Regions from separate parts of the Homo sapiens genome. Here region 2 is linked to region 1. Evidence: chromatin loops called from intact Hi-C (ENCODE). Cell type or tissue: CD14-positive monocyte. All regions are shown on one strand. Each heading gives the region's core, and the rest is flanking DNA. Links, peaks and the distances in the headings are about the cores only. Region 1 has its middle 61 kb from the start of ADORA2B. Region 2 overlaps LOC105371557 (a long non-coding RNA gene).

Region 1 (12,793 bases), core at 1,208-9,207:
GGATATTAATCATATCTGTCACAGAGGTTCCAGATATCCTTTGTGTGTGTGTGTGTGTGTATACACACACACACACACACACACACACACACATTATATAAATACACATACTCCTTTGTTCTGGATGGCCATTTATTTCAGCATCACTTATTTCATCATCTCTCTTGAACTACCTGATAGTCCTAGGTATGAATGGGAACTGAGTGGTGTCTGGACTTGCTGTTCCCTTCTGTGGCTCTGTGGGTCTGGTGCTCTGCCACAGGTTGCTGCTGAGCAGAGAAATGAGAGCATGATCTGAATGCGGCACAACATCCTGGGTCCCAGCCAGGGCCCTGTGAGTGTCAGCCAGTGCTGTGATATGCATTGTCGTCATGATTTTTATGCCCTGGCATTTTTCATTATTTCATTATACTTGTTGGTGTTCCAGATAAATTACTACAAATAATTTTATTTCTTCTTTCCAATATTTATACCTCTTGTACTTTTTTGGGTTTATTGCATTCATGACAGTCTGAAACAACTAATACTTATTAATGCTGGACATTCTTGTTTTATTTTCCATTAATAGCAATATCTTTAAGATTTTTGTATTGTTTTCTGATGAATAGTTTATCAATTAAGGGAAGCTTACATCTGTTTTGAATTTACTGAGTTTTTTTAAATCCAGAAATAGATAAGAATTATAGCAAATTCCTTTTTGGCAGTTAATGAGCTATTCATATGGTTTCTTTTTAAACTTATTTATGTAATTAATAGCATAAATAGATTTTCTAGTAGGAAAAAATTCTTACATATCTGGGGGCAAAATTCCAATTTGGTTATGGTGTATTACTGTTGTGGGAAATCTCTACTTGATTATGGTTAATATTTAATATGAAGCATATTATTTTTTATAACTCTTATTGATGAAGAGACATTTGGCTTGTGGTTGCTTGCTTTAAGTATAAATAAAGTTTTGTGTTAATAAGGCCTGATTTTTTTAGTTACGATGTTAGTGAGCTCTAAAATCCTGTATCATCTTTTTATATAGTCAAAAATGCAATAAGGGCCAAGTGCAGTAGCTCACACCTATAATCTCAGGGCTTTAGGAGGCCAAGGTGGGAGAATCGCTTGAGGCCAGGAGTTTGAGACCAATCAGGTCAACATAGCAAGACCTCCTCTTACAAAAATGTTTTAGAAAAATAGCTGGGCATAGTGGCACATGCCTGTAGTCTCAGGTACTTGTGAGGCTGAGGTGGGAGGATTGCTTGAGCCCAGGAGTTCAAGGTTGCAATGAGCTGTGATCATGCCACTGCACTCCAGTGTGGGCAACAGAGTGAGTCCCTGACTTTAAAAAATAAAAAAAAAAAGTAATATTTATTTTACTGCCTTCTCTAGTAGTATTGGTGACAGAATTAATTCTCAGCCAAAGGATTTTCTTTTTTTTTTTTTTTGAGACGGAGTCTTGCTCTGTCACCCAGGCTGGAGCGCAGTGGCACGATCTCCCCTCACTGCAAGCTCCGCCTCCTGGGTTCACGCCATTCTCCTGCCTCAGCCTCCCGAGTAGCAGGGACTACAGGCGCCCACCACCACGCCCGGCTAATTTTTTGTATTTTTAGTAGAGACGGGGTTTCACCATGTTAGCCAGGATGGTCTTGATCTCCTGACCTTGTGATCCGCCTGCCTCGGCCTCCCAAGGTGCTGGGTTTACAGGCATCAGCCACCGCACCCGGCCAAAGATGTTTTATACTCTGGTTATAAGACTCTGACTCTCCAGTCTGACAAACGAAAACTTGAAACTTTAAAAAAAAAAAAAATTGCTTGGAAGTTGGGAAACTTCTCATTTAAAAGTTCCAGACAATTTTTGTGTTCTCTAACAGTGAAGACTGAAGTTTTCCCTGGGACTGATACCCTTGTTTTGGTGAAAGTCTTCTGAAAGGACCTGTTAGTTGTGCAGAAGTAAGGCTAGGCCTCCTCCTGTTCTCGGGGCTCAGGGTGTGAGTGGTCTGAGGCCCGCCATCGACCCCGGTGCCTCAGTGGCAGATCCAGTGTCTCTCATCCCCTGTGGCCGCTTGATCTGCTGAATTCTGAGTCGGATGTGTTGAAGTCTCTTCCTCTGAACTGTGGTTTGTGTAAAAAGCTTTGATTTCTAAGAGATTATGTCGAACCATACATAAAGGTTTCTAGCCCTATCTTCTTGGTGGTGGCTTTTACCTTTAATTTTAGTTAGTCCTTTTAATCTTGAAGTATACATTTTGCAATACCAATATTACTGTTTCCATCTATGTTTTGAGGTTAGAAATCAGAGTTGGAGGCAGGGTCTGGGCCCAGGTGCTCTTGCCAGGGCTGCTTTCTAGGGTAGAATGGAGGAAGAGCCTTGGGCAAGGGCCAAGACCACTGGCCACTGTCGCCAGGGGAGCACTCAAAAGTCAGGGCTGTGCCTGGGAGCAAGAGGGACTCCAAAGACCCAGAGCAGATCTGGAGCACTGTGAGTTGGAGGAGTTGGGGTCGGACAGCAGCCTACAAGGGTGAGGGCGGTGAGAAACCAGGGTGAACAGAGAAGGACAGATGTGGCCCGCTCAGGGATCCACACCAGCGTTTTGTGGCATCTGATGCCTAGTCACCAGCACGCATGGGATCTTGCCTGGATTTGTGAGCTGACGCTTCTGCAACACTGAGCCTAGCAGCGCCAGGGTTCCCCTGGACAGAAACAGCCACATGGCCAAGCAGAACTACTTAGCAGCTATTTAAAGGGATAACTGGAAACCCTTCATCCTAATTGGGCAAGATTGCTTACCAGCTTGCGAAGTAGGGCATATGCTTAAAGTACTTTTTAAACATTTTTTTAAATGATGCTGCTAAATGAAAACACTTCTAATTTCACAGGGAGGATCCGTTTTTGCCAAATGAAGTTCACTTAGCTCCTTTTATTGGTGCTTTGATGAAGAGGGGCGTGGTCTGTCCCTTTAGCCTTGTTGTTCTTGATCTGGTTTTTCTTTTTTTATTTTTATTTATTTTGAGACGGAGTCTTTCTCTGTCGCCCAGGCTGGAGTACAGTGGCACAATCTTGGCTCACTGCAACCTCTGCCTCCCGGGTTCAAGTGATTCTCCTGCCTCAGCCTCCCTAGTAGCTGGGACTACGGGCGTGCACCACCACGCCTGGCTAATTTTTCATATTTTTAGTAGAGACGGGGTTTCACTGTGTTAGCCAGGATGGTCTCGACCTCCAGACCTCGTGATCCATCTGCCTCGGCCTCCCGAAGTGCTGGGATTACAGATATGAGCCACCACGCCCGGCCTCTTTATTTATTTTTTATTGTAAAATACACATAACAAGAATTTATCATTTTAACTGTTTTAAGTGTACAGTTCAGAGGCATGAAGCACGTTCACATGGTTGTGCAGTCATCACTACTTTCTATTTCCAAAATGTTTTCATCATCCCAAACTGAGCTCTGTATGCTTTAAACACTGGGGAGGGAGCTTCCTATTCCCGGTCTTCAACCCCTAACCACCATTTTGCTTTGTCTCTGAATTTACCCATTCTGGGCACCTCATAGACGTGGACTCACACCGCATGTGCCCTTTGATGAGGGGCTGATTTCACTCAGCACAGCTTCCTTAGGCCCATCTGTGTTGGGGCGTGTGTCAGCCACGCTGCTTCTGCATCCATCTGTCCACCTTCTTCTCTCCGTAGCCCCTACCCCATCCTAGTTCAGGAGTTGTGGTTTTCCTTGTGTCTTCCAGAAACACAGCTGGGAGACCGCCTACCACTATGGCTTGAAAACCTGTACTGACTCTGTAGCCAGCGGAGTTAGACCCATAATCCTGGCCTGTGTGGAAAGACTGGCTTTTTCTAATAGGAGTACTTAGATGTTTTATTTATCCTCCCTTTTCTCAGAGGCATGGAACGCAGCTCCCCTCCCTGCCCTCACTACCACCTACCTGAAATACGGGAAGATTAGGTCCTTCGTGTCCTTAAGGAAAAGGGGAGAGTGTTTTGGTTGCCAGCAATGTGGGCTCCAGGCCATCATCAAGGCAACTCATCAAGGTTGTAGAATTAGAGGCAAGAGGATAACAGAGGCAGAGGATAAGAGCGGAGGCTCCAGTGGGCTGTGGAGGGAGAGCAGAGGCCAGCATGCCCCCTGGAGGTGGTGGCCGGTGGCTGAGAGGAGCATCTAGGAAGACCGGAAACTCAGCCACCCTGCAGGCTAAGGGCCCACATTGTGCCTCTTCTGACCTGCCAAATTCCTGTGAAATGTGGGAGAAAGTGAGGGGACTCACAAGGTGGGCTTTTAGAGACTGCACTGGACTCCAGTTAAAGGTTCTTGGCCGGGCACAGTGGCTCATGTCTGTAATCCCAACGCTTTGGAAAGTTGAGACAGAAGGATTGCTTGAGCCCAGAAGTTCAAGGCTGCAGTGAGTCATGATCATGCCACTGCACTACTGCCTCGGTGACAGAGTGAGACCCTGTCTCTAAAACAAAAGAAAGGTTCTTACCATGAGTTAGCCTCATTTTCTGGCTTTCCAGCGTCATTTGAAGGAAGTATCTATATCAAAACTGCCCATTTACACTTTTTTCCATATAAATAGAAATACTAGATGTCATGCCAGCTTTAGGAAGGAAAAACAGGATTTTCAAAATAAAATATTGTCAGAACGTGTCCTCCTTCTGGAGACTGAGGGTGATTTAAGTTTCTTTGTCGTCTTTCCTCCCATGGGCCGTTTGTCTCAGGTTTGACTCAGTAGGTCAAATATGCCAGCAGCTGGTGCTGCAGCATGACACCACCCAACACCAAAGCCATCATGTCACCATTCAGAAAAAGGAGGCCTTGATATTTGCTGCTGTTCCCTCTCCGTCCCCCAGGACAGCATGTGAGCCTATTTAGATAATTACAGTCCCAAGTGAATCTGCACTGAGCATTTTTTCCATTCCCTTACTCATGAAATATCGTCCATTTGGGAAAGAGAAGTAATTTCACCACAAGACACTTATGATTTTAGAGGCTGAATTCAGCCTTTCTAAGGATAAGAGGTTAACAGGGGGCTGAAGTTTACTTTTCTAGTATAAACTAAACTTAATCTTGGAACAAAATTCCTTAGAACTAATTCTTTAATTATTACATATTATTTTCTTAGTAAGCACATCCAAAAATACAGAAGTGCTGTTTCCTTTAAAAAAAATTTCTCTTACTAAAAATATTCTCTTTGGAGCGCTAGAACATTATAATGTGAACAAAATCATGTTTTCTAAAACTGTGTATTAACTTATGACTTAATGTCTCTCCACATAGGCCAGGAATATGGGTCTAACTCCACTGGCTACAGAGTTGCAAAGGGTTTTCAAGCCATGGTGGCAGGTGGTCTCTCAGCCAGAACTGTGGTTCTGGAGGAGAGGAGGAAACCCACAACTCCTGAATTATGATGGGGATTGGGGTATTCAGAGAAGAAGGTGGATGGGTAGATGCAGAAGCATCATGGCTGACATGCACCACAACATGGATGGGCCTGTGCTGAGTAAAAAGAAGCCCGTCATCAAAGGGCACATGCCGTATGGTAGAGGGACACAGTCACACGTGTGTTGTTGGGAGGCAGAGTCTAAGGTGGAAGAACCTCTTTGAGGGCAATTTGGCAGAATCCGTCAAAATGAATTCCACCTGTGTGTAGAGACGTGCTTAGGAGGATAATTATTGCAGTAGTGTTTGTGATAACAAGACTAGAAACACCCTAAATGCCTGCTGTCTCCATCCATGTGATGAACCTGCATGTGTCATCAGAGAGTGAAGTAGGCAGTGGTGACGGAATTAAAGCTAGCAGTGATGAAATATTTACCATGTGAACGACATTGTCTAAGTGCATTTGGTCTTGACCACAATCCCATGAGTCAGGCATTTTATATCCAGTTTACGAATATGAAACCAAAGCATCAAGAGGCTCCATGACTGCTCAGAGTCACACTCTAGTAAGGGTCAGAGCTGGGACTGAACTCCTGCTGTTGGGCCCAGCATCCAGTCCCTTGGCCTCCACACTGAAACTGTTCCTCCAGATGTCATGAAGGACCTAGCTCTGTATATCTTGGTAAGGGAGCAGAACTTGCCGTCATCTGCATAAAAGAGGGGAACTATGCATGCATGTTTGCATAAGTGCAGGGCAGCGCTGTCCTGTAGAACCTTCTGTGATGATGGGAATGTTCTAGATCTGTGCTGGCTGAACCTTAGCCACAGGTGGCTGCTGGGCACTTAAAAGGTGGCTAATGTGACTAAGAAATTGAATTTTAATTTTAAAATTTATTAAATTTTTTTTTCTTCAACTTTTAACTTCTGGGGTACACGTTCAGGATGTGTAGGTTTGTTACATAGGTAAACATGTGCCATGGTGGTTTGCTGCACAGATCAACAAATCACCCATCTTAATTCTTATTAAGAATAAGCCCAGCATCCATTAGCTATTCTTCCTGGTGCTCTCACTCCCTCCACGCCCCCATACAGGCCCCAGTATGTGTTGTTCCCGCACATGTGTCCATGTGTTCGCATCATTCAACTCCCACTTATAAGTGAGAAAATGCAGTGTTTGGTTTTCTCTTCCTGTATTAGTTTGCTGAGGATAATGGCTTCCAGCTTCATCCATGTCTCTGCAAAGGATGTGATCTCGTTCCTTTTTATGGCTGCATAGAATTCCATGGTGTATATGTACCGTATTCTCTTTATTCAGTCTATCATTGATGGGCATTTGGGCTGATTCTGTGTCTTTGCTCTTATGACTAGTGCTGCAGTGAACATATGCATGCCTGTATCTTTGTGATAGAATGATTTATGTTCTTTTGGGTATATGCCCAGAAATGAGATTGCTGGGTCAAATGGTATTTCTGCTTCTAGGTCTTTGAGGAATTGCCACACTGTGTTCCACAATGATTGAACAAATTTACACTCCGACCAGCAGTGTAAAAGCATTCCTTTTACTCCACAAACTTGCCAGCATCCATTGTTTCTTGACTTTTTAATAATCGCCATTCTGACTGGTGTGAGATGGTATCTCATTTTGGTTTTTATTTGCATTTCTCTAATAAGTGATGTTGAGCTTTTTTTCATATGTTTCTCCGCCACGTGAATGTCTTCTTTTCCAGAAGTGTCTGTTCATGTACTTTGCCCACTTTTTAAAGGGGTTGTTTTCTTCTTGTAAATTTGTTTAAGATTTTAACATTTAAATAGCCACGTGTGGCTGCTGGCTGTTCTTTGGGGCAATGCAAGGTCAAACATAGACAGAAGGTTGTAAAATAAAGGATCACTGGATTTTGTGGTTTGCAAACCCTACCTTTAAAAAAGCTTCTGCAGGCCAGGCGTGGTGCGTCACGCCTGTAACCTTAGCATTTTGGGAGGCCGAAGTGGGCAGATCACTTGAGGTCAGGAGTTCGAGACCAGCCTGGCCAACATGGTGAAACCCCGACTCTACTGAAAATACAAAAATTAGCCATGCATGGTGGCATGTGCCTGTAGTCCCAGCTACTCAGGAGGCTGAGGCACGAGAATTGCTTGAACCTGGGAGGCAGAGGTTGCAGTGAGCCGAGATTGTGCCACTGCACTCCAGCCTGGACAACAGAGCAAGACTCCGTATCAAAAAAAAAAAACAAAAAAAAACCTCTGCAGAAATGTGAAGTTGGAAGAACAGTTTTCATAACTGTTTATTTCAGAACCACTAACTTAATCTAGCCACTTCATCTGAGAGATGAGAAAACTAAAGGCAGAAAAGTTGAGTCATTTTCCTGAAGTCACACTGAGTTGCTTTAATGAGAGAAGGAGGAGCTGGTCACAGTTTGGGTTGGTTTGTTACTCTTTAGAGCAGTGGACATTTAGGTTAGCCAGGGGCTTCATTCAATTTGATGTCAGCTCAGTTCTTAGCGTGGCCAGTTGGTTCCTGGAAACTGCAGCTTTGGGTGAAACCATATACCATAAGCCATGGGAACTCAACTGTGGCTCATATCAGTTAACCTACAGTGAAACTGGTTTCGTCACACAGCACATCACCATTTCACTTAACATCACAGTGTCCAAGAACCTCTCAGTGCCATTAAGTGAGGACTTATTAGAAAGAAAGAACCAGACTTTTGTCTCCCAGGCTCCCAGAACTCCATGAGGAATCTTGTAGTGGCTCGCCCTTTCCTGAAGCCCCAGAATTCATCCTGCCTCCCGTACACCCCAACCTCAGGCTGTCCTGCCTGCCTGTGCCACAGCATGGGTGAACCACGTGCAGTAGAACCACACTTCCCTGTGGGTGTACTTGTCAGCCCCTCATGCATGGAGGGCTTTGGAAATGTTTGTGTGGACTCTACTCCCAGCCTTGAGGGCTGAACCACTAGTGAGTCGTGCAGGTGGCTCATGAGAAGGTGTCTCCGGCGTTTCCTTGGGGGACCTTCTGGACACAGGTAAATGCTCAGCAAGGAGCAGGGTGGGGCTTAGGGGGACTGCCAGTCCACTGACCGTGGGTGACTCCACGAGGAGAGGAGCCAGCAGAGCTGTGCATAGCTGTGACCTTTTTTAGAAGCAGCAAGCAAGGAAGAAGAGTGGAATTTATGAAAATGAGGTAGCAAACTTAACAGAAAGGCAGAAGAAAGGAGAGGAAGAAAATTCCAGGAAAGTGTTTGTCCAGAGGCCTGGAGTGTGGTCCTGGGGACAGAAGATGGCAGGGAATCATGTGGGTCCTGAACTGAGAGCACAGAGAAGACCTGCTCTCAGGATGCCACAGAAGAACCAGAGGCCCCTGCTGAGCCACTGGGTTTCGCCTGCCTTCAGGCGCTGTGCAGGGCCAGCACTGCCTGAGCTGCTGGTGGGCCAGAGGAAGTGGACCCAGCCAGGGGGCAGGAGGTGTTGGCCCGTGCTTGCAAGGCAACCAGACCCTGTGTCACGATGCCAAAGCCAGGGAACCTCAGGGAGGAAATGCTGCGGGTGGGGCCTCCTGAGTGTCTGTCAAATGAAAACAGAGGAAGTAAGAAAGATAGGGCCCAGCCACTCCTGAGATGTAAATCTCCTGTGATTCTGTCTCCAGGGAGAGGCTGTGCAGCATCTGCCTGAACATCTCTGGGACGCAGCCGTCCTCTTGCCATGGGAAGGCTCTTGCCCACAGAGGAGTAAAGGGAAGGGCACTGCTTCCTGGACCAGCTCACCGTGGTCACTGTCTCCTCTTTCCCAGTCTCAAACCCCAAGTGCCGTCAGTGCAGATAGTGAGAGGAACCATTTAAAAAGCAAATTATTCCAAATTAATCTCCAGTTGAAATCCCAACAGACTTTCTTTATTCTTGAACTTAACAAAATAATTAAAAATTCACCTGGAAGAATAAACAAGAAGAAAGTTTAAAGAAAGAGTGCTGATGAAGGCAGGTTGCCCTGCCTGATTGGAAAGGTGCTATGAAGGCCCCCTTCACACGTCATTCTGCCCACCCTAGCATTGCGGAAGGGAAGACACAGTGGAAACAGCTATGAGCATGGCGCCTGCAGCTCGTGTTTCAGAGTAGTAATGACATTGAACTGAGTGGGTTTAGGAGGTCTGCATTTTTTTAAATTTTAAAAGATAGGCTGGGTGTGGTCGCTCACGCCTGTAATCCCAGTACTTTGGGAGGTTGAGGCAGACGGATCATGAGGTCAGGAGATTGAGACCATCCTGGCTAACACGGTGAAACCACGTCTCTACTAAAAAAAAATAAAAAAAATTAGCCAGGTTTGGTGGCGGGCGCCTGTGGTCCCAGCTACTCGGGAGGCTGAGGCAGGAGAATGGCATGAACCCGGGAGGCGGAGCTTGCAATGAGCCGAAATCGTGCCACTGCACTCCAGCCTGGGCGACAGAGAGCCAAGACTCCATCAAAAAAAAAAAAAAAAAAAAAAAAAAAAAAAAAAAAAAGATAAGCAGAAGTTGCCAAACTTGATTTGGGAGATAATGAGCCATATAAAATAAGGTGACTAAAACAATAATATGAACAGAATCAGAATTGGAAAAGAATTCCAAGGAACCCCAGAGTTATTTGCTTGGGGGACAATAGGTTGCTTTCAACCACCATAGACATGTGATTCACTCCTTTGCAGCAGATACGAAAGAAATCAGATCAGGTGTTCTGGTTGCTATTGCTGTAGAGCAGACCACCCTGAAACACAGTGGATTAGAATTAACAACAGTGTTCATTTTGTTTGGGCATGACTGCCATCTGCTCCTTGGTCACCAGCCCTCATGGCTGCGGCTGGGACTGTGGGGTCGCCATCTCTCTCCATGCAGCCTATATACTTGGCCAGTGTGAATTTCCACACACCCCAGGAGCCTCAGGGGTACAAGAGAGCATTCCAAGAATCCTGGGTAGGCAGTTCAAGCTTCTTAGGAACTGGCCTTCTGAGTCCCAAGTCACTTACTCCTCATTCAAGCAAATTGTTAAGGCCAGCCCAGATTCAAGGGGAAAAGAATTGGACTCCGTCTCTTAAGTGGAGGATTTCCCAGAATCTGTAACATCTTTAACCTATCACATAAGGTAAAAACATTAAGGTCTGCCTTTCTAGCAAGGATTTAATTGCATCTTGCTTCTGTCATTTACAGCCAAGTCTTCTTCAAAATTTTTGGAATAAAAAGGAGAAGGCGTTCCCTCACAATCTGTTTGACACAGAATCATATAATTACTAGAACTCTTATTTATTCATGACTTTGGAATCCACATTGGCCTGTTTTATCTGTATGTGATGCCATATATATATATATATATATATATATATATATATATTTTTTTTTTTTTTTTTTTTTTTTTTTTTCGAGACAGAGTCTCACTTTGTTGCCCAGGCTGGAGTGCAGTGGCGCTATCTCGGCTCACTGCAACCTCCACCTCCCAGGTTCAAGCGATTCTCCTGCCTCAGCCTCTCCAGTAGTTGGGATTATAGGTGCCCACCACCACGCCTAGTTGATTTTTGTATTCTTAATAGAGACAAGCTTTCACCATGTTGGCCAGGCTAGGCTGGTCGTGAACTCCTGACCTCAGGTGATCCACCTGCCTCGGCCTCCCAAAGTGCTGGGATTACAGGCATTAACCACTACACCCAGCCCACCACTAATATTTTTAATCATGTGTATTATTTTTACAAATGTGTAATTTGTAAAAGTAATAGCTGGTCATTGTGAAAAAATTTAAACACTCACACATTAAGATGAAGAATCAAGTTAAATTTCAGCTCACTTAATTTGGTTCCTATTTCTGGCATATCGAAATCTTTTTGGATACTAAATCTATTAATTTGCTATTTTCTGTCCTTCCCAGACTTCTTTGACCACATTAGAAAATGTAGAAATGCGCAGGTCCAACCTTTTAGGTTGACATGTATCAAATAATTAGTGAAAAACATAAGTACCTAGAAGGTGCTGCATATAGCACACCCATCAAAAATCAGAACATCAGTTTTGCCATGAGCTTTACAGGAATGTCTGAAGATTAGCAAATGGAGTAATAGATTGTTTTTTATAAAATTTTTTTTAGATGTTTACTCAGCCTAGGCCGGACGTAGTGGCTCATGCCTGTAATCCCAGCACTTTAGAAAGAAGACCAAGGCGGGTAGATCACCTGAGCTCAGACGTTCGAGACCATCCTGGCCAACATGGCAAAATCCCGTCTTTACTAAAAATACAAAAATTAGCCGGGTGTGGTAGCGTGCGCCTGTAATCCCAGCTACTCTGGAGGCTGAGGCAAGAGAATCACTTGAACCTGGGAGGTAGAGGATGCAGTGAGCCAAGATCATGCCACTGCACTCCAGCCTGGGCAACAGAGCAAGACTCTGTCTCAATAAATAAATAAATAAATAAAAATTTTCTTAGCCTAATTGATAATTCAGATATTTTCAGTTCCCCATTTTGAACAGTAATGCTGCAGTAAATGTCCTTGTGGGTGTGTCGTGTCCATTTCCTCTACACTGGACGCCTAGATGTGATATTACTGGGTCAAATCGTATTTTCATTTTCTAAAAAATACTTCCAATTGCCTTCTTAAAAGCCTGTACCATTTTATGTTCCCATCAACCGATATAAGACTACCCATTTCCCCATATCTTCATTAATCCTATGGATAAAGAGTCTTTTTAATTTTTGCCAGTTTAGTGAGTGAACATGATACTTTACCGTTTTCATTTTCAATGAGACTGAACATCTTTTCGTACATTTCAGACTATTTGTGTTTCCTCTTCAGTATGTTACTGGTTCATTTCCCTGCCAATTTTTACTTGAGTTATCTATCTCTTAGTGATTATAGGAATATATTCTGGATATTAGTCATTTGCTATGTATATACTGGTTTTAATTTTGTTATACAGAAACTTAATTTTTTGTAGTCAGATTTCTCATTCCTTTCTTTTATTTATTTATTTATTTATTTATTTATTTATTTATTTTTTGTATTTTGTGCCTTATATGGCTTTCTTTCCCCAGGATTATAATCTTAGTTCTTCTTTATTTTCTTTTTATAATGTTGTAATTTTGGTTTTTAAGCTTAGCCATCTGGAACTCATCTCTAGGAAACAAGCAGCATGGGACTAATCCCTGAGAGAAGGGAAACTCCTGCAGTGATGGCCAGCTCACCAGTTCTCTGTCTGGGAACAATATCCGCCTCCCAGTGCACGGAGCTGGCCTCTGAGCAGAGCACAGCAGCCCCACTGGCTAAGAAGGTGGTGATGAGAGAGGGTAGCCGAAGCAGCCCATTTTATGGAATGGGGCATCAGAAAGGAGGATGCTATGAAGAGAGGGGACCCAGGAGCCTATGTGCAGGTCTCCACAAGCCCATGCCCAAGGGCTGTGCTCTCCATGTGCA
Region 2 (15,843 bases), core at 7,793-15,792, 53 kb before region 1:
GCCTGCCTTGAGGCCAACATCAGGGAAGGGTGTCCCAGGTGCAGAGGAAGCGTCCTTCACGTGTTCCTGGAGGACTTTCGGCTCGCAAGCACTTCTCCATTCTCCCAATGTCTCGGGCCTGGTGAGTCTGGATGTGAGCGCATCCCACGGGGCCCAAGGCACAGAGAGAGAGAGAGGAACGGGGTGGAGGGAGGGAAGCGTGTGCAGGGGCCAGGAGCGCCAGGCTGCTCTGGCTTCCCGGCCCCCGCAGCCCGCCAGGAGCTGTGGCCCCGCTTGGGACAAGGCAGAGGCCTGCCCTCCTGCTGCTGGCGCTGTCACCTCCCTGTGGTCCTGCCTTCTGGGTCCCTGAGGGCCTTCTGTCATCTGGAACTGGAAATAAGTTAGTGAAGCGAAGTTTTGTGAATATTTATTGGCCTTTGCGTCTTTGTCTTCATTTTCAGTGCTGGCTTTTCTGTTGGGTCATTTGTGTTCTTACGTTGATTTGAAGAATTTAAAAAGGTATTCTATAAATTAATCCTTTACGGGGTCATTTCTAGTGCAGATAGTTGTTTCTTAGTCTGGTCATTGTACCTTAATTTTATTTAACATTTCTTTCTTGCTGTACAGTATATTTACATATACTGTAAATCATATGCTTTTCTATTTTTCTGCAAATAGGATATTTTACATGAGCTATTTTTGGATGTTAACCAATCCTGACTTTTTTAGTATATCCCACTTGGTATCCATGTGTTACATTTTCATATGTGGTTTAATTCATATGTTTTTTTTTTTAGAATATTTGTATTTCTGTTAATGAAAGAGAGGGCGTATAATTTTTTTTCTAATGTCCTGTTCAGATTGTGGTGCCAACGTAATGCTGGCTTCACAAAACAAACTGAAAAATATTTCCTGTATTTCTTCTCTTTAGAAGAGTCTGAGAAATTTAGGTGTTTTCTTCCTTAAATATTTGGAATATGTCTTTAGACTAGGTATGGAATTTTCCATGTGGAACAGTATTTTTGTTGGCTGGTTTGACTTCTAATAATTCAAATCCTTTGGTATATGTAGGAGTTTTCTTGTTTTATGTTATTTCTGTGCCCATTTTACTAAGTTTATTTTTATTTTTATTTTTATTTTTGGGGGGACAGAATCTCGCTCTCCCAGGCTAGAGTGCAGTGGCACGATCTCGGCTCACTGCAACTTCCGCCTCCCGGATTTCTCCAGCCTCAGCCTAATTTTTGTGTTTCTAGTACACATGGGGTTTCACTATGTTGGCCAGGCTGATCTCGAACTCCTGACCTCGTGATCCACCTGCCTCAGCCTCCCAAAGTGCTGGGATTACAGGTGTGAGCCACCGTGCCCGCCTGTATTTTTTAGTAGAGATGGGGTTTCGGCATGTTGGCCAGGCTGGTCTCAAACTCCTGGCCTCAGGTGATCCACCCACCTCACCCTCCCAAAGTGCTGGGATTACAGTCGTGAGCCACCATGTTCGGCCTAGGAAGTTTATTTTTCAATGTAATGTTATTTGAATCTCTGTTGTCAAACTTCTAGTCCTAAGTATTTCACAGAACCCTCCTAGTGTCTTAATAATACACTACTCTATAGAGCAGGCTTCTGTTTTGGTTCCTGATAGTGATCTTTTGTGTCTTTTCTCTTTGCCTTAATTAGTTTCACTAGTGGTTTATTAAGTATATTAATATTTATAAACCAACTTTTTTTTTTTTTTGGGAAGGAGTCTCACTCTTGTCACCCAGGCTGGAGTGCAATGGCTCGATCTCAGCTCACTGCAACCTCCACCTCCCAGGTTCAAGTGATTCTCCTGCCTCAGCTTCCTGAGTAACTGGGATTACAGGCACCCACCACCATGCCTGGCTAATTTTTGTATTTTTAGTAGAGACGGGGTTTCACCATGTTGGCCAGGCTGGTCTTGAATTCCTGACCTCAGGTGATCCCCCCGCCTCTGCCTCCCAAAGTGCTGGGATTACAAGTGTGAGCCACCATGCCCGGCTGGAAGTTGCCTTCTTTTTTTTATTATTTTTAATTTTTTTGAGACAGAGTTTCGCTCTTGTTATCCAGGCTGGAGTGCAATGGCACGACCTTGGCTCACCGCAACCTCCGCCTCCCGGGTTCAAGCGATTCTCCTGCCTCAGCCCCCCGAGTAGCTGGGATTACAGGCATGTGCCACCACGCTCGGCTAATTTTGTATTTTTAGTAGAGATGGGGTTTCTCCATGTTGGTCAGGCTGGTCTCGAACTCCCGACCTCAGGTGACCTGCCTTCCTCGGCCTCCCAAAGTGCTGGGATTACAGGTGTGAGCCATCGCGCCTGGCCAGTCCTCTTTTTATATTTTACTCAAGTTTTTTTTGTGTTTGCGGTTCAGTTTTAAAGTTTATTAAATGCTTTAAAAAACTTTTCAGCTAAATGATCTTACTATTTTCTCCTGTATTTTTCTGCTAATGGGATGACTTACACGATTCATTTTGAATGTTAAGGACCTTGCATTTTGGTGTATATTCCGTTTAGTATTGATCTACTGTATTTTCATAGGTGACTTCATTCATATAATATTTTGCTTAGAATATTTGTAGCTCTGTTTTATTTATTTATTTTTGAGACAGAGTCTCGCTCTGTCGCCCAGGCTGGAGTGCAGTGGTGCGATCTGGGCCCACTGCAAGCTCCACCTCCTGGGTTCACGCCATTCTCCTGCCTCAGCCTCCCAAGTAGCTGGGACTACAGGCGCCCGCCACCATGCCTGGCTAAGTTTTTTTTTTTGTATTTTTAGTAGAGACAGGTTTTCACGTGTTAACCAGGATGGTCTCGATCTCCTGACCTCGTGATCCGCCCACCTCGGCCTCCCAAAGTGCTGGAATTACAGGCATGAGCCACCACGCCCGGCCCCAGCTCTCTTTATTAAAAAGGAGATACATACTGTTTATGAAAGAGGTGACATAATTTTGTTTATTTGTGTCCCATAATGTGTCCTGGTCCAATTGTGTCCTCAATGTAATGCCAGCTACACAAAAAATTTTTTAAATATTATCTTTATTTTCATTTTAGTGTTTTTCTTTGTATGGACTATTCTATAATTATGAGCTGGGAATTTTTCATTGTTCAGTTGTTTTTCTGATTTTTGGTAGACTGGACATTTTCCTGTGTTTCCTGACCATTTGCATCTCCTCTCCTGCTCTGTGCACTATCACCCTGCTCCAGCTGCTTCCCGGAGCCTCCCTCCTTCCTCTCCACCTGCCCGCGTCCTCCTTGTCCTTCAGTTTCTTCCTAAGGGCCCATGGGCTTTCTTTGGCTTTTACGTTCCTCTCACTCCACCTTTGACAGTTGCTGGGCTTCCCATCCCCTGGGAGGTTTCAGAGGATGGGGAAGACAGAGGAGTGCAGTTGCCATGCAGTGCAATATGGGCCATAATGTTCATCCTCCACGGCCTGTATTGAGGACTTGCTGTGTGCCAAGAATCTGCTCTAAGAATGTAACTGTGCTCCCTCACTTCATGCTCATAACCACCTGTGAGATGGGCAATGTTCTCATCCACTTTTACACAGAGAACACAGAGGCACAGAGGAGTTTCATAAATTGCTACCAAGGCCTTCCGCTGGTGTGCAGCAGGGTCAAACCCAGGCTGTCTGGCCCTGGGGTTCAGCCTCTCAAGTGCTCTGCTAGATGTTGGACAGGACAAACGAGACACAGAGAATGAACACCACCTGACTTGGGCTGGGGAAGTCAGGGATGGCTTCCTGGAGGAGGTGACACCTCAGTGGAACCTTGAAGGAGGAGCAGGAGGAGCTGACCAGGCAATGAATAAGTATGTCCAGGAAAAAGGAAAGGCCTGAGTGATGCTGGGAGGCTGGAGAGCTGGCCTTGGGTGTGTGGCGGAGGGGGGGCAGGAGATCAGGACCAAGGGTTTGACCAAGGCCAGATCTTGAAGACTCGGGCCATCCCATAGTTGATACCTTATCCCAGGGCCAGGCAGGCCTTCCACTGCTCTGTGCGCACTGGTGGGCAGTGCCTCATGGGATGCTAGGAGCCTAGACCCCAGCCACCCACCTGGGCTCCTGAGACCCGAGGTGCAGGCACGGGGCTGGGAGGGGTTGCAGCTGATTTACATTCAACAGATTGAGGGGAAAACTGCAGGTGCCTCGCTGTGCAGATGGAACCCACCGCCAGATGGACCCCGGAGACAGCCTAGATTCACAGCCTTTCCCTGCTGCTCTGTCCCCACACCCCAGGCGGGGAGCAAATCTTTTCTCTGATCATCTTTTGTGCTCACCACCCATATCCCAGACATGTACCCGACCAGGGGCTCAAATACATACAGTTTCTGAGCGAGCTGGATAAGGCAGTGACCAGAGGCTGCCTCGACACAGGATGAAATTGCCCAGTGCTCTGGCACCACGAGTCAGAACCCAGCCAGAACTGTGACCTGGCAGTGGCAGAAGCTGTCTGGTGCTGCCAAATCAGCCCTGGCCAGTTGTTCATTGACCCCCTCTGGGACCTTGGCTGAGCCACTTCCCCTCAGCTGTAAAATGAAGAAGACTGTCTTTCCTATTAGATATCCCTCAAAAACACAAAAGTGCTTTGAACCTGCCAGACTCCCTCTTGAAGAGTCACAAGAAAAGGCTCTGAGAAGTCCTGCAGTTAAAAAAATTTTTTGACTTTCTTTAACCCAGCATTTTTCAAGCTAATTGACCACAGAGCTCTTTCTTGGTGCAACACCTGTTAACCGGCCAAGTGTGTGAGGAGGCACAAGTAGAGAGCTCTGAGAATCACCCTCCTTGGCTGCTCTCTGGTCTCAGGGTGCAGGAAAGAGTCTCCGTGCTACATCCCAGTCTGCGGTAGTCCAGGGTGTGAGCCCAGCCCACAGAGCTAGTGTCAGAGAGGAATTCCCTTTCTTCCCTTTCTGTTAATGGAGCTTCTCCCTCAAGCTTCTACTCCACCTGGCTGGTGTCAGTCTTAGGGTTTTCATGCTCCTCTTTGGGCTTGATGGGGGTTCTGGGATTTTATGTAGGTTGAGATAGCAGTAGAGGAGGAAGGGCATGGACAGCTTCTCTGATCAGTTGGGCATCTGCCATCAGGTCAGTCGGGCATTATCTCCCCCTCAGGTCCGGTGGCTTTGGTGGCTTCCAGGCCATGAATGGGCCCTGGAGCCTCCCCAAGGCTGCCCTTGTCACATAGGATCCACTGCCGGACTTTACTCAGCCACTGCTTCACACTATGGCAGGGTGGGTGGTAGCTCCCTCCTTCTCCACTCCCCAGCCCAAACTGGGGGAGAATTAGGAGTCTGTTTTTAATTTTGTTTGATCCTTTGATTTTAGATTTGCTTTTGAATAGATAATATAGTCAGATGATTTGAAACTCAGAATGTATTGAAAGATTATTAATAAAGTCTTTTTTCCCTCTTTGTCCACCAACTGCTCCCTTCTCGCCTCCCCTCGAGTAAGCAGTTTTCTTAAGATGTAATTTCCATGCCATAAAGTTCACCTGTGTAAAGTGTACAAGTCTGTTTTTTAGTGTATTTACACAGTTATGCAACAATCACCCTAACTAATTTTAGAACATATTTTTAGAACTAATTTAGAACTAATTTTGATCACCCCAAAAAGAAACCTTGTCAATCTTCATTCCTCCCCTACCCTAGGCTACCACTAATTTATTATCTGTCTCTATAGATTTGCCTGTTTTGGACATTTTCCATAAATGGAATCATACAATATGTGATGTATTGTGACTAGCTTCTTCCACTTGGCATAATGTTTTCAAGGGCTGTCCATGTTGTAGCAGGTATCAGTACTTGCTTCAGTTTTGTGGCTAAGTAACATTCCACTTTATGGATATGTCATATGGCTTTTCCAGTCATCGGTGGATGGACATTTGGGTTGTTTCTACTTTTTTGGTCACTGTGATTGTTAATAATGCCTCCATGAACTTTTGGGTTCAAGTTTTGGGTGAACATGTTTCATTTCTCTTGAGTAGATGGATACCTAGAAGTGGAATTACTGGGTCATATGATAATTCTACATTTAGCATTTTAAGGACCTGCCAAACTGCTTTCCAGAGCAGCTGCACTATTTTATAATTTACTTCGTGCACGAGGGTTCCGATTTCTCCACATCTTCACTGACACTTGTTATTGACCATCTTTCTCACTCTAGCCTTCCCAGGGGGTATGAGGTGGTATCTCAGTGTGGTTTGGGTTTGCATTTCCCTAGTGACAAATGATGTTGAGCATCTTTTCATGTGCTTGTTGTCCAGTCATATGTCTTTTATGGTAAAATGTCTCTTGAAATTTGTCTTTTCGTTATTCTGTTATAAGCATTCTTTATATTAATATATTCTGGATACTAATATATTCTGGATACTCTTACTTAGCAATGAAGACTGTTTGCGGTATGGGTCCAACCTGCGTTCCAGTTGGAATGTCCTAGTCACCTATGCATCCACCCAACAAATACTGCCAGAGAGCCTACCATGCGTATATATGGCAGAGTCCCTGGCCTCAGGAAGCCCACGGTCTAGTCCAGACACACAACACCACCCACGTTCTTTGAACTTCCACTTCTCTCTAGATTTCTTGAGCCAACTAACAACTCTCAAGTACTTTGCCTATTCAGTATTGTTTTTTACAGCCCTTAATTTCATTTTGCACACTACTTACTGTTGAGTTTTAATATTTGCAAATATTTGCTTCTATTCTGTGACTTGTCTTTTTACTCTCTCAGTAGTATCCTTTGGTCCTATTAAAATTAAAACAAGTTATAATTTTCATGAAGTTCAATTTATCTAATTTTTTTCTTTCATTGTCTGTGCCTTTGTTGCCATATCCAAAGTATCATTTCCAAATTCAGTTGATGGAGATTTTTCTCCTGTGTTTTCTTTTAAAACATTTATAGTTTTAGCCTGTAGCCCATTTTGAGTTAATTTTTGTATATGGTGTCAGATAAGGATTCAGCTTCATTCACGCACATGGATAGCCAGTTTTTCCAGCGTAATTTGTTGAAGAGACTGTCCTTTTCCCCATTGAGTGGAATTGTTAGTGTTTTTTACATAGAAGATTATGTTGTCTGTGAACAGAGATATTCTTATGCTCTCCTTTCCAATGTTTATATCTTTATTTCTTTTTCTTGCATAAGTGCTCTGGCTATGTTGAAGAGAAGTGACATGTGTGCATCCTGATCTTGTTCCTGATCTTAGGGGAAAGCTTTCACTCTTTCACCACTGAGAATGTTGTTAGCTGTGGGATTCTCAAATATGGCCTTTATCATGATAGGGAAGTTACTTTCTACCCTAGTTTCTTGTGTTTTTATCATGAAAAAGTATTGGATTTTTTAAATTGTTTTTTCTGCATCAACTGAGATGAACATAGTTTTTTCTGTAATTTTTTTCCTTTTTTTTTTGAGATGGAGTCTCACTCTGTCACCCAGGCTGGAGTGCAGTGGTGCAATCTCGGCTCACTGCAACCTCTGCCTCCTGGGTTTGAGCGATTCTCCTGCCTCAGCCTCCCAGGTAGCTGGGACTACAGGCACCCGCCACCACACCCGGCTAATTTTTTGTATTTTTAGTGGAGATGGGGTTTCACCATGTTAGCCAGGATGGTCTTGATCTCCTGACCTCATGATCCACCCGCCTCAGCCTCCCAAAGTGCTGGGATTACAGGCATGAGCCACCATGCCTGGCCTTTTAATTTTTTTAATGTGGTGCATTTTACTGATTGTTTTTTTTATGTTGAACCATCTTTGCACTCCAGGAATAAATTCCACTTGGTTATGGTGAATAATTTCTTTGATATGCTGTTGGGTTCACTTTGCTAATATTTTATTGAGAATTTTTGCATCTAAATACTTAAGGCATATTGGTCTGTAATTTTCTTTTTTGTGATGGCTTCATTGGGCTTTGGTATCAGTGTAATGCTGACTTTATAGAATGAGTTAGGAAGTGTTCCCTCCTCTTTGATTTTTGGGAAGAGTTTGAGAAGAATTAGAGTTGATTCTTTAAATGTTTTGGTGGGGTTCACTAGTAAAGCAATCTGGTCTTGTGCTTGTCATTGTTTTTTTTTTTTTTTTTTTTTTTGACAAAGTTTTGCTCTTGTTGCCCAGGGTGGAGTCCAATGGTACAATCTCGGCTCACTGCAACCTCTGCCTCCCGGGTTCAAGCGATTCTCATGCCTCAACCTCTTGAGTAGCTGGGATTACAGGCATGTGCCACCACACCTGGCTAATTTTTGTATTTTTAGTAGAGACAGGGTTTCTCCATGTTGGTCAGGCTGGTCTTGAACTCCCGACCTCAAGTGATCTGCCCGCCTCGGCCTCCCAAAGTGCTAGGATTAAAGGTGTGAGCCACCACACCCGGCCAGTAGGTTTCTTATTACTGATTCAGTCTCCTCACTTCCTCACCAGTTGTAGGTCTATTCAGATTTTCTGTTTCTTAATGTGTCAGTTTTGGTAGATTGTGTGTTTCTAGGAATATGCCCATTTTATCCAGGTTATAAAATTTATTGGTATACTGCTGTTCATAGTATTCTCTTATAATCTTTTTTATTTTCATAAAATAAGTAATACTGTTTCCAATTTCACTTCTGATTTTAATAATTTGAGTCTTCTCTCTTTTTCTTAGTAAATTTCCTTTCTGATTTTGATAGTTTGAGTTTTCTCTTTTTCTTAACAAATTTCATTTCTGATTTTGATAATTTGAGTCTTTTTATTAGTCTAGCTAATGTGTTGCTAATTTTGTTGATCTTTTAAAGAGCTAGCTTTTGGTTTTGTTGATTTTCTCTATTGTTTTTCCATCTGTATGTTGTTTATCTCTGCTGTAATCATTATTTCCATCTGCTAGCTTTGGGTTTGGTTTGCTCTTCCTTTTCTATTTCCTCAAGGTGTATAATTAGGTTATGATCTGGTTATGTTTCTTCTTTTTCAGTGTATGCGTTTACATAAACTTCCCTCTTCACATTGTTTTATTGTATCCCATAACTTTTGGCATGTTGCCTTTTCATTTTCCTTTGTCTCAAGATATTTTCAAATTTCCCTTGTCATTTCTTCTTTGACCAGTTGAGAAAGAGTGTGTTTAATTTCCACATGTGTGAATTTTCCAGTTCTCCTTCTGTTATTGATTTGTAGTTTTATAACATTGTGATCAGAAAAGATACTTTGAATTATTTTAAATTTTTAAGAATGTGTTAAGGTTTGTTTTGTGGCCTAACATGTGGTCTATCCTGGAGAACGTACCATGTGCACTTGAGAGGAATGTGTATTCTCCTGTTGTGGGGTGGAGTGTTGTGTATGTGTCTGTTGTGTCCAGTTGGTTTGTAGTGTTGTTCAAGTCCTGTATTTTCTTATTGATCTGTCTGGTTGTTCTATTATTGAAAGTGAAGTATTGAAATGTCCTAGTATTAGTGTAAGAGTATTTCTCCCTTTCATTCTGTCAATTTTTAAAAATATACTTTGGGATCCTGCTATTAGGTTTATATAAATTTATAATTGTTATATCTTCTTGCTGCGTTCCTTTTTATTTTTATTTATTTATTTTAGATGGAGTTTCACTCTTGTTGCCCAGGCTGGAGTGCAATGGCTCACTGCAGCCTCCACCTCCAGGGTGCAAGCGATACTCCTGCCTCAGCCTCCCAAGTAGCTGGGGTTACAGGCGCCTGGTACCACACCTGGCTAATTTTTTGTTTTTTGTTTTTTAAGACAGAGTCTCACTCTGTCACCAGGCTGGAGTACAGTGGCGCAATCTCGGCTCACTGCAACTTCTGACTCCCTGGTTCAAGTGATTCTCCTGCCTCAGCCTCCCAAGTAGCTGGGATTATAGGCACATGCCACCACGCCCAGCTAATTTTTGTATTTTTGATAGAGACAGGGTTTCACCCTGTTGGCCAGGATGGTCTCGATCTCCTGACCAAGTGATCCACCTGCCTCGGCCTCCTAAAGTGCTGGGATTACAGGCGTGAGACACCGTGCCTGGCCAATTTTTTGTATTTTTTAGTAGAGACGGAGTTTTCACCATGTTGACCAGGCTGGTGTCGAACTCCTGACCTCAGGTGATCCACTCACCTCGGCCTCCCAAAGGGCTGGGTTTACAGTCCTGAGCCACCTGCCTGGCTTCCCTTTGTTAATATATACCTTAACAATGTATATTTTCTCCCATTCTATAGGTTGTCTGTTTACTCTGTTGATAGTTTCTTCTGAAGACAGTGGAATACTATGCAGCAACTAAAGTAGCCACCTAGCAGGATGTGTACCAGTATGGATACATTTTGAAAACACAGCTAAAAGCAAGGTGCAAGGGCATAATAAGCATAGATGGTGAGGGATAGAGCATATTACCATGTTACAAACCCGACACTCTAAAAGCACAATATAGTATATATAACATTGTGTAAAACACTCAAAACACCCAGAACAATACTAGGCATTATCATGGATACATACATATATAGTAAAAGTGAAAAACCATTCAAGGGATGACCACATAGCAATTTTAGGATAATGCTTATTACTCTCTGAGGTGGGAGGGTACATTGAAGCTTTAAAAAATTCTTCCTAGAATAAAAAGATTTTGCAAATGTGGCAAAATTTAACTATTGTTAAGTCTGAGTACCTGTTTATCATTATTCTTGGTAGTTTCCTGTATATTTAGAATATTAACAATCAAAAATTGAACAGGTGGAAGGACTGTACTGTGCCACTTTTCTGCTTCTGGTATGTGTATGTTTCAGTGCTCTGTGCCTTCCACTGTGGTTCTCTATCAGGTTCATAGTGTATTTCTCTAAAGAAACATTGTAACTTACTGCTAAGTATCTTATGGCTAAGGAGATTGAAGATCAGCCTTGCTTCAGGGGCGTTGTTCACAGCTCAGCAGCAGAGGGCGCCACCCCATAGCTGATGTGCGGTGGGGCGGCCACACCAGGCAGCCCTCTTGGTACAGGGCCAGTGCCTCCCAGGGAAGCACTGCTCCCCCAGCTGCAGGAAAGAGGAATATTTAAATGCGTGCAGATTTCCCTTTCGCTTGTAGGAAGGGGTACAGAATCCAGCCATTTGGAAGCATACATCATGTTTCTCTGACTGTTCGTGGCCTCGGCTGTTTCTGAGGCTAATAATGCAAGAAACAGCACATGCCAAAGGCGTCTTTGCCACTGTGTCCATGAGCCTGCTGCTGACTTGCCAGGGGTTTTTTGTGATGTATTATTTTAGATTGAGGGGGTTCGTGTACAGGTTTGTTACATGGGTATATTGTGTCATGATGGGGCTTTGGCTTGTAGTGGACTGATCGCTGCGGGAACTTTGTTGTTAAACTGACCAGGGAACTTTCCTTTTATTTTAAGTGGAAAAAGATTATTCATACCTGAAGGAGATGTGTAATCACCAAGCAGAACAGCTAAACAGAACCAGCCTAAAGCTGCAAGAAGCATCATCAGAGAGTGATGCAGAGATCAAAGACATGAAAGAAACCATGTTTGCACTGGAAGATCAGGTGGAACAGCACTGGGTTATCAAGTTACACAGTACTCAACTTATCAGTGAGCTAAAAAATAAGTGGGGTCAAGCCCAGGTGAAATGTGGATTGGAAGTGAGTAGGACACTAAAGAACCCAGCAGCAGTGGGTGACTGTGGGAAGGTTTTTGACCGTGTGTTGGCTGGGGTTTATGAAGAGTCTTTCATTTGAGTGTGCTATAATCTCCCGGGAAGAATGTCACCTAAGAAACAATCATTAATCTCTTAAACTAAGTTGAAAACTGGATAACAGAAGAAAAGAGTAAGTAACATAAGTGACTGTGAAAAATAGCAAATGCTTTGTTGTTTGTTGTTGTTTTAGAGAGAGGGTCTCAGTCTGTTTCCCAGACTGGAGTGCAGTGGTATGACCATACTCACCACAGCCTCAAACTTGTGGGCTCAAGCGATTGTCCCAAATCAGTCTCCCAGAGCACTGGGATTACAGATGTGAATCACTGTACCCAGCCACAAATGTTTCTTGTCTGTGCTAGATGTGCTGTGTGTGAGCCATGCTGCTGCCACTGTCTCTGAGCAGCCTGATCGGCTTGGAGGCCACAAGTTGGGACACTTCAGCTGTGACTGTGTGAGAGTTCACAGGGACTTTTCCTAAGGACATTCTGTGGGGTAGGAATGGGTTATTCAGAAGAAATACCTTGCCAAGCATTGACACTGTGTTGTCACCAAGCATTGACAATGTGTTGTCTCTTGGAGCTGATAGAGTTGGATGATAGGTGTCAGAGTGGATGAAAAATGTGTGCTCTTGGTCTAAGGAAGAAAACAATTCCTGCATGTGTGCCATTGATGGTAGGATATCAAGTAACTTACAGATGTTGGCCACTTAGTTGCTGAAGAGGCATCATTATGTGGCTTATGAGCTCATTGTTTACTTTGACTTGGGAAAAGAAATTTTTAAAAGGGATTAAACGTTGCCTGCTTTGTCCAAATGAGCCTTATCAAATTATCACATCTAATGTGCTTCGCTTTTGTGACAAAAGACTTAATGGACATGGCCAGGTGTGGTGGCTCACGCCTGTAATCTTAGCACTTTGGGAGGTCGAGGTGGGTGGATCACCTGAGGTCAAGAGTTTGAGACCAACTTGGCCAACATGATGAAACCTTGTCTCTATTAAAAATACAAAAATTAGCCAGGTGAGGTGGCGGGTGCCTGTAATCCCAGCTACTTAGGAGGCTGAGGCAGGAGAATCACATGAACCCAGGAGGTGAAGGTTGCAGTGAGCTGAGATCACACCATTGCGCTCTAGCCTGGGCAACAGAGTGAAACTCTGCCTCAAAAAAAAAAAAAAAAAAAGGTTTAATGGGCAAAGCATTTAGGTCACACCAATCATTACTAAGAATAGCCTGGTCAGTTGCCTGAGAAGTTCCCCACACCGTGCAGTTGATCCTCCTTATTCACAGATTCACAGATTGCACATTTGTGAATTCACCTGCTTGCTAAAAATTTCTTTTTTTTTTAGATGGAGTTTTGCTCTTGTTGCCCAGGCTGGAGTGCAATGGTGCAATCTTGGCTCACCGGAGGTTATCCTGCCTCAGCCTCCCGAGTAGCTGGGATTACAGGCATGCGCCACCATGCCCGGCTAATTTTGTATTTTTTTAGTAGAGACGGAGTTTCTCCATGTTGGTCAGGCTGGTCTTGAACTCCCAACCTCAGGTGATCCACCCGCCTTGGCCTCCCAAAGTGCTGAGATTACAGGCATGAGCCACTGCGCCCAGCTGCTCAAATGTATTTTAACCCCCAAATCAACAGGCAGAGTACTTCCACTGAGTCATTTTTGTCATTTTTGGACATGCACAGAGAAGTGAAAACGTTGAGTCATCCAGTGCTTATGCTCCCCACTGAGGTCAGACAGACACTTTACCTTCTCATACTGTACATATGTCTTTTCCATGGTCTGTTTAGTACTGTGCTTTTAGCATTTTTTTGCGTGGTTTTGGTGACTTCGCTGTTTAAAATGGCCCCAAGTGCAGTGCTGCAGTGCTGCAGTGCTGTCCACTGTCCCTAAGCGCAGGGAGGCTGAGAGAGACCTGCAGAGAAGACACGTATGTTACGGAAGTTTCTTGAAGGCATGAGCTCCTGTGCTGTTAAGCCTGAGTTACTGAATCGACAACACAGTACATCAGAGAAAGGGAGAGGAAGTTCAACAATATGTATGTAAAGCTGCCCTGACATGCTAAAGGGACATCTGTAGAGTGTGATGCAGCTGTGGAAAAGATGGAAAAGCAGCCAAATTTATGGATTCATGAGAAGACGGCCAATTTTAAAAAGCAGTGGGCAACATTATTGTGAGACTGAAAACCAAAGACACGTACGTGCACATCATCTCAGGTCAGGAAAATATTAAATCCTTCTTGGTTAGTGCTGGTCGGCTCCTAGGTTTCGAAAGGCTGTAAGGTGTGAGAATGGTTAACGTTGCAGGCAAGGCAGGTTGTGCAGATCAGGAGACTGAGGAAAAATTTAAAAATACTTCCTCAGTGTTAGGAAGAAGGAAATGGGAAGAATGAGTTTCCACTGCTGATGAGACTTGCTTGTTTTATGGAGATATTGCCAGATGCAACTCTGTGCACGAACCTGAGAATTGACTGTGTATTCCAGATATTGATTAGTTGGTTAGAGTGAGAGTTGACAGCACCTGCCTCGTTTCTTCTTGAACATGACACGCAGTAGAACTGTGGAACCTCAGCATTCAGTGTCGGTGCCATCCAGGCTGTTCTCAGGATACAGCTGAAAACCTGGACACCATTATCATCAGTGTATCCTTCCAAACCCAGCACCATGATTGTGAAGAAAAGTCAAAGAAGACAAGTTCTGTTCTGTTTTGTTTTTGTTTTTGTGATATTTTGCTGTTGAGAATGGGGTTGTATTGTCCCTAAATCCTTAAAAGTCAGCACAGACACACCAAGAAAACCAGTGTATAATTAATGTCCACAGCAAAATTTAGGCCCACCCCTGTGGTTATATCATCATATATCCAGGACTGACAATAACCCAAGCCATCTTTTGAAAAGCTGTTAAACTTTTTAAAAGGATTTTGAAGTATTATTCAGATATCTTTTTGCTCAGAGACCCCGAGACACAGCCCTAGACCGATCACTCCTTCCCATGAGATCCTGATGGGAGAGAAATGGACTGAAAAATGAAAGGAAATTAGGGGGTGTTTTCTACTCAGCAGAATAATCCCAGACTCAGACTCCCAGGCCCACTAGAACTAGAACTGCTGGGGTAGGACCTGCCCACAAGCATCTTTTTAGCCTTCTCTGGTGATTCTGATTCACAGCCTTCATAGAAAACTGCTCTAGGTTAGAGCATGAGGACCTATTGAGGAATTTCAGCTTGGTGACTGACACCATCAGATTTAAACTCGAATGACTCTGATAGCCATATGGAGAGAATTGGAGGCGAGGAGAACGAAGGGTTGCAGGTGTCCTTAAGTAGGGAGAGGCAGGCAAGCCACCTGGGAAGATGTCAAATGCACACATCCTCGGGTTCTGTCTGCCCTTGGAGATTCTGCCTCCAGGTGTCTGGAGTGTGGACTAGAACATCAGTGCTTTTGAAAAGCTTCACCAATGATTCAGAGGCTTAACTGCCGTTGAGACCCACGACTCTGGAAAGTGCTTTACAAACCACAGGAGGAATAAGCAGTCATGTGCTCTGTTATGTGAAAGCCTCTATCTCACAGCAATAAAGGACACTCAGGATGATTGCGTGTGAGTGCGAGGGAGGCCGGGCTCGGTGTGCAAGTGTGTGTGGCCAAGGAGGCCTCTTCCCGTAGTGCTATTTGGTTGTGCATCCTGTCTGCTGAGACTGTAACCTCAATATGCACCATGTGTTTTTCAGATCATCGTGTTCCCTATTTTGGAGGAACTTGCTGCTTCCAGCCCCTCTTTGCAGGGTAAATTGAAATTGCTAAAAGTTGCATTTAGAGTAGAATGCATTTAGAGTAGATTTGAACACCTGCTGTGGCATGTGGAGCTGCCCCTTTGCTACCTGACTTATCTTCTCTCAAGAGTCTCACAACTCTTCCAAGGCCTGTCTGAATTGTCTATTTCTAGGTAATGTGATCAAGCTGGAGAAACAGAAGTCAGATCTGGGGAGGCAGCTAAAGACTCTGACTGAGCAGATACAGGGGAGATGTGGCAGGAGCCTTCACCACCATCTTCCTATAAATTACCCCTCCAAGGTCTGGATCACTCTCTCTATCCTGCTTTATCTTGGAACATTTTCATGACATGGGTCCTGAAACTGTAAGTTCTTGCCAGCAGGAAGTAAAATCAAAGCAGTCATTTGTTGTCAGGATGGAGAGCTCTCATAACCTGAAGGTGTAATTTCCACCAGTGCCTTTTCCTAGCAG

Evidence for each region. A loop is a pair of places that touch in the nucleus more often than their neighbours do. Peaks named below come from ENCODE experiments on the same cell type or tissue, not always from the same donor. Only the 100,000 strongest peaks of a DNase experiment are listed, where the experiment ranks them.
Region 2: a loop joins it to region 1, with 4 times the contacts of the local background. A loop is called at or near these places in 2 of 110 quality-filtered maps.

Annotation. Positions count from the first base shown.
Region 1 is chr17:15,878,123-15,890,915 of GRCh38, forward strand. It overlaps a transcript of ADORA2B not described here. Among named protein-coding and RNA genes, the nearest start is that of ADORA2B, 61 kb to the right of the region's middle. RefSeq lists an enhancer at 3,619-4,118. In CD14-positive monocyte, for the core only: no CTCF peak of the experiment used is centred there; DNase peaks (open chromatin) are centred at 4,399, 5,809 and 8,899; H3K27ac peaks cover 2,704 bases.
Region 2 is chr17:15,818,062-15,833,904 of GRCh38, forward strand. It overlaps LOC105371557 (a long non-coding RNA gene), which reads right to left. Exons shown (of 4, transcript XR_934263.3): 4 at 13,451-13,519. It also overlaps the pseudogene SPECC1P1. Among named protein-coding and RNA genes, the nearest start is that of LINC02087, 8.2 kb to the left of the region's middle. RefSeq lists an enhancer at 10,734-11,028. In CD14-positive monocyte, for the core only: CTCF peaks have their summits at 10,818 (motif pointing right) and 11,019; DNase peaks (open chromatin) are centred at 10,840, 12,800, 13,280 and 15,280; H3K4me3 peaks cover 406 bases; H3K27ac peaks cover 2,262 bases.